Regions from separate parts of the Homo sapiens genome. Here region 2 is linked to region 1. Evidence: chromatin contacts called from ENCODE Hi-C or POLR2A ChIA-PET data. All regions are on one chromosome and are shown on one strand. The core of a region is the stretch at or near the end of the contact, and the rest is flanking DNA. Distances in the headings are between cores, read along the strand shown.

Region 1 (3,058 bases), core at 158-2,657:
TGCAACCTCTCCGCCTCCTGGATTCAAGCGATTCTCCTCCAGCCTCCTGAGTAGCTGGGATTACAGGCACATGCCACCATGCCCGGCTAATTATTATATTTTTAGTAGAGATGGGTTTCACCATTTGGCCTGGCTGGTCTCAAACTCCTGACCTCAGGTAATCCGCCCACCTTGGCCTCCCAAAGTGTTGGGATTACAGGCGTGAGCCACCGCATCCGGTGAAAAGTTTCTAATTTTTTCATGAAGTTTACTCTATCAACTTCTTTTGTGAATTGTGTTTTTTTGGTCAGATCTAAGAACTCTTCCCCAAGCTCTAGATGTGAGAAATTCTGTTTTCTTCTAAAAGTTGTATATTTTACGCCTCAGTCTGATCATTTTGTGTTAGAATTTGCATTTGCAGATAACATGATGGCCCATGTAAAAAATACAAGGATTTTACAACAACAACCGCAAAACACCAAATGAACCCTCAAACTAATGAGTTCAGCGAGGTCTCAGGATAAGAAAATCAACATAGAATTCATCACATTTGTGTAGACCAACAGTGAACACGTGGAAAACGTCAAAAACGCAGTGTTACAGTTGTTTGATGTGAAATACTATAAACTTAAAAGGTGCAGAATCTGTATGCTGAAATTACAAAATGCTGGTGGAAGAAATCAAAAGACCGAAATAAATGGAGGGGCCACCAGGGACGCAGATGAAGGACCGAGTCAGCGATGCCCGTGCTCCCCAAACGATCTGCAGCAGTTCCCATCAAAATCCCAGAAAACTTCGTAGACTGAAGCGTATTCCAAAATCCGCAGAGATGAGCGCAACATCACAGAGGACCCCGAGGCGCCCTCCAGGCCATTTCCTTCCTGACAGCTGGAAGAGCGGCCTGGCGGATGAGGGAAGGTGGAAAGCCGTTCCCCAGCGGCCAGCGGCCCGCGCCGTCCAGCTTTGCCCTTTTTAAAGGGGAAGCAAATAGGGTCCAAAGCAGCGTCGCCTTTGATCTGGCACCTGAAGCGCGAAGGGCGCCGGCCGGGTGGAGGTGCGGGGTTGGGGCGGGGACCCGACTAGGGCGGGCGGGGAAGTCACGCCCACACCGAGCTCGGCCGCGCCCATGCCGAGCCCCGGCCACGCCACTTCCGCCGGAAGCTCGGTTCAGCTTCCTGAAAGAGTTGGTCCTGCAGTTCCGGAAGTTGCGTTTCTACTAGGGAAAGGTCCGCAAACTCTTAAGGTCACTTTCTGAAGGCGGCCTCATCACAGTCGGAGGTGAGCTCGATCCGGACCCTGTGGGCAGAGGGTCCCCGGCCCTAGGGTGGCCACTTGAAGAAGAGGAGGACGTTCTCTGTTCCGGAACGAAAGTAGCGCGTGCAGGCTGTTTCCGGGGACCCGAGGCCGATGCACCGCTCGCCCCGCCCCTCTCACGGCCACGTCTCCGCCGGAGCATCCGGGCCGGGCGGCCTCCGGGGCTGCCAGAGCAGCAGGGTGAGGGGCTCGGAGGCCGCGGCGCCTCGGGGCTCGGGCTCCCGCTCCCGCTCCCGCTCCCGCAGTGCATGGGCGGGGGAGGCTCGAGGGGCGGCGGCGGGGCCTGGGCGCGTCCCTGCAGCGTGGCGGGACGGCCCCGTTCCAGTCACCCCCGCCTCGCTGCGGTGGCCTCGGGCCTGGGCGCCCGCCTTCAGCTGCGGCGGAGCTGGCTCTGTAAATGCCGGTGCCCGCGAGCCCTCCTGAATGCTTGTCTGCGCCCGACGAGCGCGGCCTGTCCCGAAGCTGTCCACTGCCACCACTCGGGCAGTGCTTGCTTTAGCCTGGCCCTTTGCAGCTGAAAGGCGTGACATGGTGTCGGGTGGTTCGTGGGAAGTCGGGGTTTCAGGAGTCCGTGTACTTCCTTGTTTGTCTTTGTCGCTGGCCGACTTGTCTTCATTCCAGGTGGCCAGAGCGAGTGGGGCCGGGCGTTGTCACGGGTATGAACCCGACGAATGTCAGTCGTGTGGCGGGTCCTGGGTATTGTGGGTCTGGGTCACTGCCCCCGCGGAGCCCACCTAGGACAGGGACACCCAGGGTCGCCAGCGAGAGGGTACCGGGCGGTGGTTGGGTGGGGTCCGCTACTCTAAGTGGGAGCCTGGGGGGCGGGCGACTTCCGTGCTAAGGCCTCTATGACGAGAAGCAAGCCAGGCAAAATTGTGAGAAAAGCGCGCCTCAGGCAGAAAGTTTGAAGACCCTGAGGGCGGAGGATGTGGCCACAGTGTAATGGCAAAGGGGGAAAGCGATGGCGGTAAGGATGTTGGTGTAGGCAGGTGCTGGATTCTTAAGAGGTTGGAGTTTATTGTCACTGGGCCAGTGTAAGCCATTTACAGATGACTCATGGATTTTTTTTTTTTTTTTAAGAGACTGGGTGTGTTGCTGTATTGCCCAGGCTGGTGTGGAACTCCTGGCCTCAAGCGATCCTCCCACCCCAGCCTCCCAAAGTGCTGGTGTTACAGGTGTGAGCAGCCACACCCGTCGTCGTGGATTATTTTGAACTGTCTTTTAAACGACATCAACATAGCGCTTTATAACCCTTTAATATCTTTTCAGGCAGTATACCTTAAATGGCAAGAAGGAAATAAATCATCTGACATCACTCAGATTGAAGAGGAGCTTTTTTTCCCCCGATTGCCTTAAGAAGTAGCATACTTTCCCAAGTGAGAATGCCTTCAGTTGGCTTTTAGCGATTTTGACAAGCAACAACTAAAGGGAAAATCGTGATAATTACTGTCATTTTATTGAGGACACGGGACAGACTCTGTGCCTTGTTATATTTAATCCTGGCAAAATTTTGCGTTCATTTTCTCATTGTTTTACTGGTGAGGAAACAGGCTAAATGTGATTAAGAAATCTTTAGCCCAGGCTCTCACAGGTAAGTGGTGGAGGGTCGGGAGCTGAGGCCGGAGTCCTGACTTCCAAGCCTGCCCTTCACGTCTCTGCAGTGACATGAGGCTTGCTTGCTTTTGGTTTTCACTTTGTGTATAGATCTGTGTTTACTTTTGGATACTAGTGTGGCCTCCACCAGGTACTCTTTTCCTGAGGAAAT
Region 2 (3,058 bases), core at 199-2,698, 350 kb before region 1:
CACAGACTGGTACCAGTCTGAAGCGTGGGGGTTGGGGACCACCTGCCCTATGTGATACAATCCAAGTTTTTAATGGGGTCCTCAAAGCCCTCTATGATCTTAGGCCTACGGCTCTAGCCTCATTTTTTAATATAACTCTACTATCACCATTAAACTCAACATTTTAGCAACCCTAAAGTGCCCAAAGTTCACCACATGAGGTCATTTCAAGCCTCTCAAATTTGCACGTTACTTCTTTTTCCTAGGCTGGTTTTAATCCTTTGTCTACTTTAGGTTTGTCATCTTTCAAACCTAAGGTTAAGAATCTCTTAATCATTGAAGCATTTGGGAGTAAGGGGTTAGGGGGTGTCCTTACTTCCAAAACTGACCCATTCCTGCATGTCTCCGTGTATTTCCACAGCCTGCTCCCAGAGCACTCATTAACTTGTCATTGTCTTTCTTATCCACCATTCCTAGACCACTGTTCTTCAAGACAGGGATGATAAGCAACCCATCTTTGCATTTTTAGCACCTGCCCCAGGGTCCAGCAAACAAAATACAATAAAAAAAAATGTTGAACAAGTGAATAAAAAAGTTTGTAATTTCCAAAATAAGGTTTAAAGATCCCAGATACAGAAGGCCCTCAGTAAATAAAGGCTGAAAAAACTGAAAGATGTGTGAGTATCCCTTGTTTAACTCCAAAGTTCAGCGTACAAAGTTGTTAGAAAAGAGATTGATGAAAGGAGGAAAAAAGGAAGTCGGATGACAAGAAGCATTTCTGGAAAGTCTAACATGCTATAAATGACGATCCAGTTGCCTAAAAGAGCGGTGGGGTGAGAAAGCTCCTGGCAAATTCAGACTGGAGTAGATGGAGTGCGCACACGTTGGCATTCAGGGAGAGCTTTTCAAGAATGAAAGAAAACCCCTACTCACCCAAATAGAAGCTGTCCGGACCCTGGTGGCCATCCCTACGGTCAGTTTTGTGTGCCTCGCTGGAAGTGACAGGACGCGAGGGATGCTAGAAGAGAGAGCACAGTGAAGAAAGAGGTCACCCAGCAGTCCCCAAACCCAGAGGGGGAGGGTCCGAGGCACCAGGGCTGCCTGCCATTCTCGGAGCTGAGGCTCCTTCCCTCCCACAGCACGGGATTCACCATCTCCACACCCTCACCAACACACAGGTTAGGGTCAGGCAACCGCCCCGGGTCAGCAGCAGGAGAGAGCTAAGGCAGATTAGTTCTGTCCCGTCCCGCCGCCTTGAAACCGGAGGAATTCCGCACCTCCGGCTCCTCCAAACCCTGAAGGGGCAGCAGAATAGAGTCCAGGGTACTGCCTCCACCTCCAGATCTGCAGCCAGAAGGGTTCGCAACCACTCCAGACTCGGCTGGCCCGTTGACCACGACGGGCGATGAACGCTATCTGAGGAACAAGGATCTCGCCATCGGCGCGGAACAATGGCGGCCGCTACGTATGTCGCACAGGAATTGCGTCATGGAGAGGCAAAGGCAAAAAAACTACAACTCCCAGAGGCCTCTGCGAGGAGTTACTCCCGCGCCGGAGGGCTCCGGCCAAGGGCCACCGGGAGGGGGCGTGCTAAGATGACCCGGAAGCTCAGGCCTTCCTGGCCAGGTCCCTGAGCTCCCGCGCTTGCAGGTTTTAAATTTTAAAGAGAATTAAAATACTTGACACCAATGGCTCAACGGTTGGAGGGATGTAAATTAGGTTACAAGTGTTCTAGTCCCTGCTTTACTGAAATGGTAAAAGTCTTATTTTGCTTTACACTTTAATAACAGATTCGTAAAATTCCCATTACATGTTAACATAAATAATATTTTAATGAAAATTACATATATTTTACAAAAGAAAAAATTTAGTAAGGAGTGGCTTCGCTTTTTAAGTCTTTTCTGACTTACTAGAAAGCTGGATTCTCATATCTGCTTCTATGTTTAATCTGTTGCGTATGTTGTTTTTGTTAAAGTATATAAAGATACAAGTCGAACAAGGGATAGTTTTGTTAGTGTACAATCTGAAACCACGTAGATGAACTTTTTCTACTCTATTACATAAAATCCGTTGGTCTACACTGCACTTTGAATGGATTCTTTTATCACGCATGATTTCGTAACATCATGTATTGGCCAGTTGGAAAATATTGGTTTACTTTAATGGCAAAAGCCGCAATTACTTACTTTTGCACCAACGGAAAATATCCACTAATCATTATTGATCTTAAGTATTGGGAAGAGGTGACATTCACAGAGGCAGATACAAGTTTTCTAGAATTCTTTTGTTTTTGGCTTTTAAAAACTTTTATAAATTTATGAGGTACAAGTGTAATTTTGTTACATGCATCAGTTGTGTAGTGGTGATGTCAAGGCTTTTAAGGTATCCACGCCCTATAGTACGTTATATGCATTGTACCAGTCAGGTAATTTATGATTATCCCTGAAACCCCCCCACACCTTTTGAGTCTTCATTGTCTATCATCCCACACTCTACATCCATGTGTACATATCCTTTAGCTCATACTTAAAGTGAAAACATGTGTTTTTCTTTCTGTGCCTGAGTTGTTTCACTGAAGATAGTGGCCACTAGTTCCATCCATGATGCTGCAAAAGACAATTTCATTCTTTCTTATGGCTGAATAGTATTCCATTGTGTATATATAACACATTTTCTTTATTCATCCATTCATGGACATTTAGGTTAATTCCATACCTGTGATATTGTGAATAGTGCTGTGATAAACATATGAGTGCAGGTATTTTTTTTATATATATAATGATTTCCTTTGGGTAGATACTCAGTAACAGGATTGCTTTATCAAATGGTAATTCTATTTTTAGTTCTTTGAGAATTCTCCACACTGTTTTCCATAGGTTATACTAATTTCACTTTCTCACCAACAGTGTATAGGAGTTTCCTTTTCTCCACATCCTCACCAACATCTTCTTTGTCTTTTTATTTTTATTATTTTATTTTATTTTTTGAGACGGAGTTTTGCTCTTGTTACCCAGGCTAGAGTGCAGTGGCCCGATCTCGGCTCACCGCAACCTCCGCCCAGGTTCAAGCAATTCTCCTG

Evidence for each region. A loop is a pair of places that touch in the nucleus more often than their neighbours do. ChIA-PET counts read pairs that join two places held with the same protein, here RNA polymerase II (POLR2A). Pooled maps may share reads with other maps.
Region 2: a loop to region 1 is called in a map of naive thymus-derived CD4-positive, alpha-beta T cell, with 23 times the contacts of the local background. The contact joins the promoter of ZNF268 here to the promoter of GOLGA3 in region 1. A Hi-C loop is called at or near these places in 1 of 168 maps with a recorded cell type or tissue (naive thymus-derived CD4-positive, alpha-beta T cell), 5 of 37 single-sample maps with no recorded cell type and 12 of 50 pooled maps. POLR2A ChIA-PET finds 5 or more read pairs at or near these places in 3 of 52 experiments (CD4-positive, alpha-beta T cell, GM12878 and activated B cell).

The regions. Positions count from the first base shown.
Region 1 is chr12:132,827,218-132,830,275 of GRCh38, reverse strand. It overlaps GOLGA3 (golgin A3), which reads left to right and starts at 1,407. Exons shown (of 24, transcript NM_001389683.1): 1 at 1,407-1,473. RefSeq lists silencers at 890-1,099, 1,470-1,529, 2,030-2,129 and an enhancer at 1,180-1,319.
Region 2 is chr12:133,179,885-133,182,942 of GRCh38, reverse strand. It overlaps ZNF268 (zinc finger protein 268), which reads right to left and starts at 1,448. Exons shown (of 6, transcript NM_003415.3): 1 at 1,257-1,448; 2 at 913-997. The coding sequence starts at 945. RefSeq lists enhancers at 1,061-1,260, 1,301-1,610, 1,206-1,730.